Linked DNA regions of Homo sapiens: regions 1 and 3 are each linked to region 2. The links are chromatin contacts, found by Hi-C or POLR2A ChIA-PET in ENCODE. All regions are on one chromosome and are shown on one strand. The core of a region is the stretch at or near the end of the contact, and the rest is flanking DNA. Distances in the headings are between cores, read along the strand shown.

Region 1 (4,251 bases), core at 136-2,635, 520 kb before region 2:
ATCTACTGTAGCAGCAAAGTTCAGAGAATGCTAATGCTCATCAAAGTTAAGGAACCCTTGGAGTTGTCAGAGGAGTTTATATAGTAACTACTTAAGAAGCTTAATATAGCCGGGTGCGGTGGCTCACGCCTGTAATCCCAGCACTTTGGGAGACTGAGACGGGCGGATCACGAGGTCAGGAGATCGAGACCATCCTGGCTAACATGGTGAAACCCTGTCTCTACTAAAAATACAAAAAATTAGCCGGGCGTGGTGGCGAGCGCCTGTAGTCCCAGCTACTCGGGAGGCTGAGGCAGGAGAATGGTGTGAACCTGGGAGGCGGAGATTGCAGTGAGCCGCGATTGCGCCACTGCACTCCAGCCTGGGTGACAGAGCAAGACTCCATCTCGAAAAAAAAAAAAAAAAGAAGCAGCAGCTTAATATATAGTCCAAAGTCTGGATATCTAAGCAGGCATAGTCCCAGGTGGTGGCCCTGAAACTCTGACTTTACATATATCAAATACTTCCATCCTTTTAGGCTTATGTGCCTTTTTGCTGGCATTCAAGCTAGCCACAGAATGACTGACTGAAGAAAAAGAAGAGTTGCAAGAGAAGGCTAGACAAATAGACAAGATCAAGCATGGTGGTTCACACTTGTAATCCCAGCACTTTGGGAGGCTGAGGCAGGAAGATCACTTGAGGCCCAGGAGTTTGAACAAAGCCTGGTCAACATAGTGAGACCCCCGTCTCTACAAAAGATAATTTTAAAAATTAGCCAGGCATGATGGCGTGCACCTGTAGTCCCAGCTGCTGGGGGGAGGCTGAGGCAGGAGGATCGCTTAAGCCTGGGAGGTCAAGGCTGCAGTGAGCTGTGATTGCACCACTGCAATCCAGCCTGGGCAACAGAGCAAAACTGTCTTTTAAAAAAAAAAAAAAATTGTTTCAGATGCCAGATGCTGAGACATCTAAGTGGAAACATGAAATAGAAAGTCTTTTTCAGAATAAAAAATATTCAAGTGGGGACCAGAGCTATCTCTGATTAAAATGTAATAGGCCGGGCACGTAATACCAGCACTTTGGGAGACCCAGGCGGGAGGATCACTTGAGCCCAGGAGTTTAAGACCAGCCTGGACAACACAGTGAGACCTCATCTCTATTAAAAAATAAAAAATAAAAAAAAAGTACTATTAAATCAAAGCTCTAGTGCTTAATATAGAGCCAAATTTAATCACAGGATTACACAGAAAAACATAAAATTTCTACTTTTAATACATTTCTGGTCTAAGAAAAGGTGAAATAGCCCAAACAATTATACATACACTCATTATATTTCAGGGCCTCTTGTGGCACTCTGAAACTGATTAAACCTAGAACAAAGAGCAACGCAAGGCTGACAGGAAGGAAATGATCTGCCCCTGTTGGGGCTTTCTAGGATTCAAACTTTTTTTTTTTTTTGAGATAGGAGTTTCGCTCTTGTTGCCCAGGCTAGAGTGCAATGGCACAATCTTAGCTCATTGCAACCTCCGCCTGCCGGGTTCAAGCGATTCTCCTGCCTCAGCCTCCCAAGCAGCTGGGGTTATAGGCACGCGCCGCCACACCCAGCTAATGTTTGTATTTTTAGTAGAAACGGGGTTTCACCATGTTGGTCAGGCTGGTGTCAAACTCCTGACCTCAGGTGATCCACTTGCCTCGGCCCCTCAAAGTGTTGGAATTACAGGCGTGAGCCACTGTGCCCAGCTGGATTCAAATTTGTGAAAGCAATTTTGCTACATAATCCTACCAAACCCCACTGAAACCTTTTTTTTTTTTTTTTTTTTTTTGAGACAGGGTCTGGTTCTGTCACCCAGGCTGGAGAATAGTGGCACAATCTCAGGTCACTGCAACCACCTCTACCTCCTGGGCTCAAGCCATCCTCCCATCTCAGCCTCCCAAGTGGCTGGGACTACAGGTGCGTGCCACCACATCCAGGAAATTTTTGTATTTTTTTTCTGGTAGAGACAAGCTTTTGACATGTTGCCCAAGTTGGTCTTGTACTCCTGGGCTCAAGAGATCCACTTACCTAGGCCTACCAAAGTGGTGGAATTACAGGCATGAGCCACCAGGCCTGGCCTAACAAACTTTACATGGGGGTGGAGGAGCACCAATTTTAGTATTTACCATGTGCCTGCACGTAAATGTCATTTCAATATCAATACCTATTCTGCGAAACAGGTATTACTGTCCTAATTTTTACACATAAAAAGAGAAGCGGCCGAACGTGGTGGCTCACACCTGTAATCCCAGCACTTTGGAAGTCTCAGTCAAAAGGATCAACGGGGGTCAGGAGCCAGCTTGACAAACATGGTGAAACCCTGTCTCTACTAAAAATACAAAAATTAGCCAGACATGGTGGCAGGCGCCTGTAATCCCAGCTACTCAGGAGGCTGAGGCAGGAGAATCACTGCAACCCGGGAGGCAGAGGTTGTAGTGAGCTGAGATCATGCCATTGCACTCCAGCCTGGGTGACAAGGGTGAAACTCCATCTCAAAAAAAAAAAAAAAAAAAAAGACAGAAGCTCTGTGAAATTTAAAAATTTGCCCAAGGGTCACACTGCAAAACCTGGACAGGAGAAATTATTTCAGTATTCAAATCTCAAAGTCTAGATTGAACAAAACCTTGTGTTATAGTCATAATATTACAAATATAAAATAAATCAATGTACTACTTTCTGAAAACTAAAGTCCCACAGTAAATTAAACAAAAAAATAAAAAACTATACATTATAAACCGGAAGAAAAAGGACCAGAAAAATGTCAGTCTCATCTGACACCTGGGCTACTATGAGAGGCCTCTAAACAACTGTTTTTACTCTCACTTCTCCAATCCAACCCCTCACAGCCACCAGAATTATTTTCCTAGAATAGATGTGATCATGTCATTAATGTCATTACTTAAATGATTCTTTATTGCCTGAAAAATGAAGTTTAAACTCTTATGGGGCATTTTACCTTGCTTAGTATGCAGCTATAACTTACCCTTCCAGCCTCCTACTAAAACAAATCTTACCAAAGTTCTATATTCTAGCCACCCTTAGTTATTTGCTGTTCCTCACATGGGCCATGTACTTTCATTCCTCTAAACATGCTGCTCCCTCTACTGAGAATGATCCTTTTTTCTTTTATACCCATTAAAATTATATTTCCTGAGAGATAAACATCCCCCTTCTCTTTGATTAAAGGCTTCTTTAATCCTAAGAAGTTAAATTATTTCCACCTCCATGCTTCCAGAGTATTTCCATATTTACGTATGGCTCCGTCAGCTTTTCATTTTGTCTTACTAGTTTTTACTCATTTAACTCACCCCGTGAGCCTCTTGATTGCACAGATATAGCCAATCTTTACAATTTCTGGAGCACTCTGGGATTTAATCTGAGAGGTATTTAATATACATGTTGAACCAAATTGTTATTAGTCATGGTAGAAAACAAAAGTTTCCCTGCTTTCTAGTCTCTGTCTCTCTGCTTTATTATAATCACTTGCTGGCTATCTCACTCTCCCATGCATGTGCTCTCTCTCTCTCACACATACCCACATACTAATGCAAATAGTTTTCATGGCTTAAACTAATGTTCCTCTGATCCTTCTGTTCTGAAGGTCAGTGCTTTGAACTGATTTCAGTTCTTCAGTGTATCTCTCTGATACAACATAAACATTTTACAATACACATACAAAAAAAGAATGGATCCGTAGCTTATCCAACCTACTTTGGATAAGCTACAGAGAACAAGGTACAACAAAAAACAGTGCCAAAACTAAATAAATAAGCAGAATAATGAACCAGGTAAGAGATCAATCCAGTTGAGCAACAGCTACCTCTTTGGAAGAACTCTGCCCTGCCTGTGGAGAACTAAACTCTAAATCACAAGTATAAAATTCTTAGTTTGCTGGACTGTTAAAGGAATAAAAAAAAAACATAAGTATAAGGGATCTTTTTGGTCCCTGAACAATCAGAGCTAAATATATTGCACTGTAATAAATTTGGGAAATGCAGTAATATTTAATTACGATTAATAATAACTAAAATCAAGATGACATCTCTTTCTTAATTTGGAGTAAAGACGAGAATATAAGAAATTTCTGGCAAATACCAAAGTTTCCTTATTTTGCCCAATGCTAGCATACAACAAACATCAAATAAAAAACACAGATGAGCCAACAACCCGGTGGAGAAGCTGAGGTCAACATGAGATTTGAAATATTTAAAGTGGATACAAAACTATTTCAGCAATGCAGA
Region 2 (3,656 bases), core at 846-3,345:
CCAACATGGTGAAACCCTGTCTCTACCAAAAATACAAAAAAAAAATTAGCCGGGAGTGGTGGCACGTGCCTGTTAGTCCCAGCTACTCGGGAGACTGAGGCAGGAAAATTGCTTGAACCCCAGAGGCAGAGGTTGCAGTGAACCAAGATCGCATCACTGCACTCCAGCCTGGGAGACAGAGCAAGACTCTGTCTCAAAAACAAAACAAAACAAAACAAACAAACAAACAAACAAAAAGGACACCACTCAGATTGGATTAAGACCCAGCCCTACTGGCCTCATTTTAACTTATTCACCTCTTTAAAGACCTTATCTCCAAACACAGTGACATTCTGAGGTACTCGGGGTTAGGGCTTCAACCTATAAACTTTGGGAAGGACACAATTCATCCCATAACTGCTAAGAAAGTGGGGGTGTTTTTTTTTTTTTTTCAAAGATGGGATCTCACTATGTTGCCCAGGCTGGTCTTGAACTCCTGGCCTCAACTGATCTTCCTGCCTTGGGTTCCCAAAGTTGGCAGGGGTGAGTAGGATATTTTAGTCAAGGTGGTCAGGGAAGGCCTCTTGGAGGAAGTGTCATTTGAGCTGAGGTCTAATCAGGAGATCTGGGGAAAAGAGAGTCCAAGTAGAGGAAAGTATAAGAACAAAAGCCCTGAGGCAGGATCGAGTTTGAGGTCTCTGAGGAACAAGAAGGCCACACTGGCTGGACCTGAGGTTGGGGGTGATGGCAGGCAGGGACGGGGTCAGCAGGGCTTTGTAGGCCACGGGAAGGAGTTTGGATTTTATACAATCCTTCTCCTGCTTCACTAGAGGCCATGGGATGTGGTAAGAGGTGCTGGGACATAGTGATGAATCTGACTCATCTTCCCCATTGCCCCCCCACAGCTCTGACCCCTGCCCAGGTGCTCCCAGCCAGGCAGGCAGATAAGGAGAGGATTTAATCCACTGTGATCATTCCTGAGGCAGAGGAGGTAAGGGAGACCCTGAGGCCCAAAGTGCTAGCCCTGCCTGAACTAGTTAGGTTAGTGTCTCTGGCGGGGCTGCCAGACTCTTGATTTGAGATGAAGAAGCAGAAGCATATCCCAGGCAGAGAGACCTGTGTGGGCTAAAGCCTGGAGAAATGAAAGGGCTGCTGGTGAGCTCTGGTAGGTGGGAGATATGGGACAGGGCAGCAGCAGCACCTGCCACACAAACATCCACTACCTGGGAGCTGGCTAAGGAAATGATGGTCAAGCTGTACCAGAGAATGAAGCAGCCTTCTCTCTGCAGATACAAAAAGATCTCCAAGATGTATTAAGTGCAAAAATGAAAGTATAGAACCACGTTCCTGATAAGCTACCATTTGTATATAAAGCATGTGTGGGGGTGGTAAATATGACGACATATTTGTCCTATTTACATTTGCATAAAGAAACTGGAAGGATACACAAGGAACTAAGGCATGTGGCAGGTGATGGGGACTAGGCAGGTGAGGACGATGCAGGAGTTAGCCTTGTTTTACTGTGTGCCTTTTGAATTGTTTTTGTTTTTGTTTTTGTTTTGAGATGGAGTCTCACTCTGTCACCCAGGCTGGAGTGCAGTGGCATGTTGTCGGCTCACTTCAACCTCCACCTCCCAGATTCAAGTGATCCTGCTGCCTCAGCCTCCTGAGTAGCTGGAATTACAGGTGTGCACCATCACGCCCTGCTAAGTTTTATTTTTTTTAGTAGAGACAGGGTTTCACCATGTTGACCAGACTGGTCTCCTAACCTCAAGTGATCCACCCACCTTGGCGTCCCAAAGTGCTGGGATTATAGGCATGAGCCACCACACGCAGTCCTGAATGTAATTTTTGAAACCCATAATCATGAAACTCATTCTTAAAAATTGAAGAGCAAGAGTACAGAGGATGCGGCGCGGGAGCTGAGGTCACCAGGGCTGAGGTTGCTGTCATAGTATAAAAAGAGACATACTGCAACTGTGAGATTAACAAGAGCCATAGGACCCACTTAAGCATCTCACAGGCCGGACACCAGGTGTCACTTAGCAGTTGATACAGCCTGGCCCCAGGATTTCCAACCCTGGCCAGGGGATTTCCAGAAAACAAGACCACCTCAGCACAGATGCAACTTTCATAAACCTTGAAACAAAGCTTCCCCTTACAAGAATAGCTTAAACTTCTTTTTTGAAAGAAACACCTGGCGACTAACCTAGACTGAACCCAGGTCTAGGGAAGGGAGAAGGATCCCCCAAACTCTGAGGATGGTCTCTACACAGAGACCCTCCTGGTCAGCTGGTCCTCTGACCTCCTAAGTGTATCTGGCCCGTGTCATTGATGTCTGTCTCGTAACAGCACAGCCAAAATAAATCACTTGAGGCCGGGCACCATGGTTCATGCTTGTAACTCAGAACTTTGGGAGGCCAAGGGAGGAAGATGGGTTAAGGCCAGGAGTTCAAGACCAGCCTGGGCAACACAGCAAGATCCCATCTTTTTTTTTTTTAAGAAAAGGATAAACCGTTTGAGCATCAGGCAGTGTCTAAGACTCATCTTTGACACGAATCAAACCAAAGGAGAGAAATCGCTCGTGGGGAAGCTGGTCACCTAGGACCACCCGAACACAACAGCTGCTTATGATTTGGGCAGTAGGGAGCCATGGAAGGATTTAAAGGTAGGGAGGAGGTGTGTGACGTGATCAGACTTGTGAGCAGCCAGTGCGGAGAGTGGTTCACAGGGGGCAGCATGGAGGAGGCAGGTGTGACCATCCAGCTAGTGCCTGGCCTCTGATCTAGGGCAGAGACAAGGAGGTGGGGTGGGGAGCAGAGCGTTGGAGGGGGAAGGGACAGTAGAAGGCAGAGCTAACGAGGCTCCACTGCCAGGCAGGGATGCTAACCAGCTCCTTCCCCTCGGAAAAGAGGTGGATGTCAAATCTTGAGCCCCGCCCAGCCACACTGGCCCCTGATAAATCCCCTCTGGCCAGTCATTACTCTTCTCACGTGCAGCCCCCTAATTGCCCAGAGATGAAGTGTCTGAGGCTGCCCTCTTGCCATGGCAGACAAATGCCTGTTTGAGCAGAAGCCGGAGGGAACAGGACAGATGGGGTCCTGTTCAGCTTCCCTGCTCCCAGATCCCGGGCCTCGCTGCTCCTGTGGGCTTTGGGAAACCAACAAGGGTTTGTGTTTAATGAGGCTGCCTGCTCATCCATCACGCAAGGCCAGTGCCTTGACGACAGCAACCACCAAAGATGAGGGCCAGGCCAGGGTCCCTGAATCAGAGCAGGGTGAGGGTGGGGCAGGCTCAGTGCAATCGAATCCAGGCTGTGTAAATCACCACACCTCTCCAGGCTGTGATTTCCTCACCAAAATGGGGATCATGTTTTATGTGGCAGACATTGCATGTTAACAACTCTACACCCACTTGCTCTACTTCTTTAGGAGGAGAATCACATTTGTTTTCAGGATGGGGAGGAAAGGTACCACTGAAAAAACTCACTCTTCCCGCTTCCCTTGGAGCAGAGGCCACTATGTGGCAAGAGATAACACATAAGGCCGGGCGCGTTGGCTTGTGGCTGTAGTTTCAACACTTTTGTAGGCAGACGCAGGAGGATCGCTTGAGCTCAGGAGTTTGAGACCAGCCTGGGCAACATAGCGTGACCTGTCTCTACAAAAAAAAAAAAAAAA
Region 3 (4,271 bases), core at 922-3,421, 590 kb before region 2:
TGAGAGCAGAAAAAGATTCAAATCCCGTCTTGACCCCAAAGTCCTTGTCTTTGCACAATGCCAGCTCTACGCAAATTTTTAACCTGGTGTGATATATTATCATGGAATAAGCAAAGCAATTCTCATTAGAGACTATCTTCTAGGGTCCAATATTAAGCTCCAATATGAAGAAAGCAGAATTAAGACTTTCAACTCCTATTTTGTACAACCTTCTATATTTTCATGACAAATATACTAATCTCAGTTGGAAACTGAGTAACTATTACCTGTATCAGTAATCTGTGGTGGGGAAAATGACCTGATCACTATAAGGCCTTGTGTTTTCTGTGGAACAGATATAAGAGGTGGTAGACTTAACACTGGCTACTGGTTAAATGATACAAAGCTTGCATCCAGGCTCTACAATTTATTATGTGCCTTAGGTGAGTCTCTAAGCCTCTTCATCATCCTATAAAATTCTGTATCACAAGGTTACCCTGAAGATTAAATGAGTGATGTGGGTGAAATCAATCAGCTGTACATGACATAGAAAGTGCTGAATTAAATGTTTTTTGAAATTCTGTAGCTACAGCATAATAAAGGTATAATAATTTGACATATTTCATTTTCCTAAAATATAAGATTGAGAAAATAATACTTGCAAGCGAAGTGCAATGGTACCTTTGGAGGAAAGGAACTAAGTTCTGAGTATTCATATTATCACTACCTTGCTACACCTCCATAATCTAAACCTTCTTCTCCTGGAAAAATCACCCACAAACGTCTTCGCAGATCTTGGGGACTGAAGCTCATTATCTAAAAAAAAATAAAGTAAAATAATTGGTGAAAAAAGCTATTGAAACACTGTCTACCACTTCTAGGTTTGACATCTCCTTCGTTATAGGTAACTGAAATCTCCCATGACACAGAAAGGTGTTCATGGTCTAGTCAAAACCACACATACAGAAAATACATTATAGTAACGTTTAATAATATTTTATTATATACATCTATATTTTTATATACCTTATACACGTGATTTTATTTATTTATTTACTTTTAGACAGTCTCTCCCTCGTTGCCCAGGCTGGAGTGCAATGGCACAATCTCGGCTTACCACACCTCCACCTCCCAGGTTCAAGCGATTCTCTTGCCTTAGCCTCCCAAGTAGCTGGAACTACAGGTGTGCGCCACCACGCCCGGCTAATTTTGTATTTTTAGTAGAGACGGGGTTTTGCCATGTTGGCCAGGCTGGTCTCAAACTCCTGACCTCAGGTGATCCACCGGCCTTGGCCTCCCAAAGTGCTGGGATTACAGACGTGAGCCATCATGCCCGGCCGTGATTTTATTTTTAATGATGCTACTATTGACTTATAATGTTGCCTGTATCAATTACTTAGAACATAGATGGGCATGGTCAGAGGTTGGGTGGGGTTTTTGTGGTTTGGTTATTAGGTTTGGTTTTGACTCATAGCCAAAGGTACACGTAACAGCTAACTGGCTAACCGAGAAATGAAAACCAGTAGCTGCAGAGAGACCCAGTTAACTTTGGAAACTCATTCTCAGCGGCAACCGATAACTACCTACAAAAACTACTCAAATTTTGTGTCCCACTATAGGTGGTTAATAGGATCATCTTCATATTTGAAGGACAGTACATTACTGAGCTACAATCAATAGGTCATTTGGTTTCCTGCCACGTAAAACAAATTATTTGACCAAAATTGTGTGTGTATAGCACTGCATATATCAATTACTCTTACAAAAAAATACAGAAGAACATGGAAAGGGAGAAGTTGATATAATGCCTATACTTTATTGAGTGATAAGAATGAATTACCACACTTAAATATCCAGAGAGGATCAGTAAGTATACCTGTTTATGCCAAGTTCTCTCAGTTCCCCCACAAAACCATCACATTTATGAATTCACATCCCACTCAAGCCAGAAAATCCCAGATGTAACAAAAAACTTCAATGCTTATGACATATGTACGTTTATGCCAAGTATTCTACAAATAGTATAGGCTAGGTATACAGCAACGCAAATGAGAAATGTCACAAGGTTAAAACTATCTTTAAATAATTCCTTTTGAGTTCCCGACCGCGGGCGATGGCTGCCGCTGGGGGCGCCCGGCTGCTGCGCGCCGCTTCTGCGGTCCTCGGCGACCCGGCCGGCCGGTGGCTGCACCACGCCGGGTCCCGCGCTGGAGCCAGCGGCCTGCTGAGGAGCCGGGGACCGGGCCGGAGCGCGGAGGCGAGCCGGCCGCTGAGCGTGTCGGCAGGGGCGCGGAGCAGCTCAGAAGATAAAGTGACAGTCCACTTTATAAACTGTGATGGTGAAACATTAACAACCAAAGGAAAAGTTGGTGATTCTCTGCTAGACGTTGTGGTTGAAAATAATCCAGATATTGATGGCTTTGGTGCATGTGAGGGAACTCTGGCTTGTTTAACCTGTCATCTCATCTTTGAAGATCACATATATGAGAAGTTAGATGCAATCACTGATGAGGAGAATCACATGCTCGATCTGGCATATGGACTAACAGATCACAGTTGGGCTGCCAAATCTGTTTGACAAAATCTATGGACAATATGACTGTTCGAGTGCCTGAAACAGTGGCTGATGCCAGACAATCCATTGATGTGGGCAAGACCTCCTGAACTAGAACAAATAGGAATATTTTCATGGAATTTTACCTATTTTTATAATTATTATTTAAGTGATAAAATGAGTACATGGATGAGTGGATTCTGTATTATGACTAGCTTTACTATTTTAATTCACCTTGTATAACTACTAAATTTTGTCATTCTTGAAAGTATGCAGCTCTGCCTCTGCCTCTGCCTGCCTCTGCCTGCCCCTGCCCCTGCCCCTGCCCCTGCCCCTGCCTCTGCCTCTCCCGTCTCCCTCTCCCCACGGTCTCGCTCTCCCTCTCTTTCCACGGTCTCCCTCTGATGCCGAGCCGAAGCTGGACTGTACTGCTGCCATCTCGGCTCACTGCAACCTCCCTGCCTGATTCTCCTGCCTCAGCCTGCCCAGTGCCTACGATTGCAGGCACGCGCCGCCACGCCTGACTGGTTTTCGTATTTTTTTGGTGGAGACGGGATTTCGATGTGTTGGCCGGGCCGGTCTCCAGCTCCTAACCGCGAGTGATCCGCCAGCCTTGGCCTCCCGAGGTGCCGGGATTGCAGACGGAGTCTCGTTCACTCAGTGCTCAATGGTGCCCAGGCTGGAGTGCAGTGGCGTGATCTCGGCTAGCTACAACCTCCACCTCCCAGCCGCCTGCCTTGGCCTCCCAAAGTGCCGAGATTGCAGCCTCTGCCCGGCCGCCACCACGTCTGGGAAGTGAGGAGCATCTCTGCCTGGCCGCCCATCGTCTGGGATGTGAGGAGCCCCTCTGCCTGGCTGCCCAGTCTGGAAAGTGAGGAGCGTCTCTGCCCGGCCGCCATCCCATCTAGGAGTGAGGAGCGCCTCTTCCCGGCCGCCATCACATCTAGGAAGTGAGGAGCGTCTCTGCCCGGCCGCCCATGGTCTGGGATGTGGGGAGCGCCTCTGCCCCGCCGCCCCGTCTGGGATGTGAGGAGCGCCTCTGCCCAGCCGCGACCCCGTCTGGGAGGTGAGGAGCATCTCTGCCCAGCCACCCCGTCTGAGAAGTGAGGAGACCCTCTGCCTGGCAACCGCCCCGTCTGAGAAGTGAGGAGCCCCTCCGCCCGGCAGCCGCCCCGTCTGGGAAGTGAGGAGCGTCTCCACCCGGCAGCCACCCTGTCCGGGAGGGAGGTGGGGGGGTCAGCCCCCCCGCCCGGCCAGCCGCCCTGTCCTGGAGGTGCGGGGTGCCTCTGCCCGGCCGCCCCTACTGGGAAGTGAGGAGCCCCTCTGCCAGGCCACCACCCCGTCTGGGAGGTGTACCCAACAGCTCATTGAGAACGGGCCATGATGACAATGGCGGTTTTGTGGAATAGAAAGCGGGGAAGGGTGGGTAAAGGATTGAGAAATCGGATGGTTGCCGTGTCTGTGCAGAAAGAAGTATACATGGGAGACTTTTCATTTTGTTCTGTACTAAGAATAATTCTTCTGCCTTGGGATCCTGTTGATCTGTGACCTTACCCCCAACCCTGTGCTCTCTGAAACATGTGCTGCGTCCACTCATGGTTAAATGGATTAAGGGCGGTGCAAGATGTGCTTTGTTAAACAGATGCTTGAAGACAGCATGCTCGTTAAGAGTCATCACCACTCCCTAATCTCAAGTACCCAGGGACACAAACACTGCGGAAGGCCGCAGGGTCCTCTG

The links. Hi-C counts contacts between places; a loop is a spot of excess contacts on that map. ChIA-PET counts read pairs that join two places held with the same protein, here RNA polymerase II (POLR2A). Pooled maps may share reads with other maps.
Region 1: a pooled map shows a loop between it and region 2 (3-fold over the local background). The contact joins two enhancer-like sites. A Hi-C loop is called at or near these places in 2 of 37 single-sample maps with no recorded cell type and 3 of 50 pooled maps.
Region 3: a loop to region 2 is called in a pooled map, with 2.3 times the contacts of the local background. The contact joins two enhancer-like sites. A Hi-C loop is called at or near these places in 1 of 50 pooled maps. POLR2A ChIA-PET finds 5 or more read pairs at or near these places in 2 of 52 experiments (AG04450 and GM12878).

Annotation. Positions count from the first base shown.
Region 1 is chr20:34,402,690-34,406,940 of GRCh38, reverse strand. The region is part of intron 3 of ITCH (itchy E3 ubiquitin protein ligase); the gene reads right to left. It also overlaps the pseudogene CDC42P1. Among named protein-coding and RNA genes, the nearest start is that of ITCH, 42 kb to the right of the region's middle. Within about 2 kb of position 1,385, at least 6 of the 41 ENCODE cell types and tissues checked have a DNase peak (open chromatin) inside an H3K27ac peak, as active enhancers do.
Region 2 is chr20:33,881,715-33,885,370 of GRCh38, reverse strand. No RefSeq gene overlaps it. Among named protein-coding and RNA genes, the nearest start is that of CHMP4B, 72 kb to the right of the region's middle. RefSeq lists enhancers at 1,609-1,868, 2,049-2,168. Within about 2 kb of position 2,095, at least 2 of the 41 ENCODE cell types and tissues checked have a DNase peak (open chromatin) inside an H3K27ac peak, as active enhancers do.
Region 3 is chr20:34,474,296-34,478,566 of GRCh38, reverse strand. It overlaps ITCH (itchy E3 ubiquitin protein ligase), which reads right to left. Exons shown (of 25, transcript NM_031483.7): 17 at 707-795. It also overlaps the pseudogene FDX1P1. Among named protein-coding and RNA genes, the nearest start is that of MIR644A, 10 kb to the right of the region's middle. RefSeq lists an enhancer at 3,535-4,271. Within about 2 kb of position 2,171, at least 3 of the 41 ENCODE cell types and tissues checked have a DNase peak (open chromatin) inside an H3K27ac peak, as active enhancers do.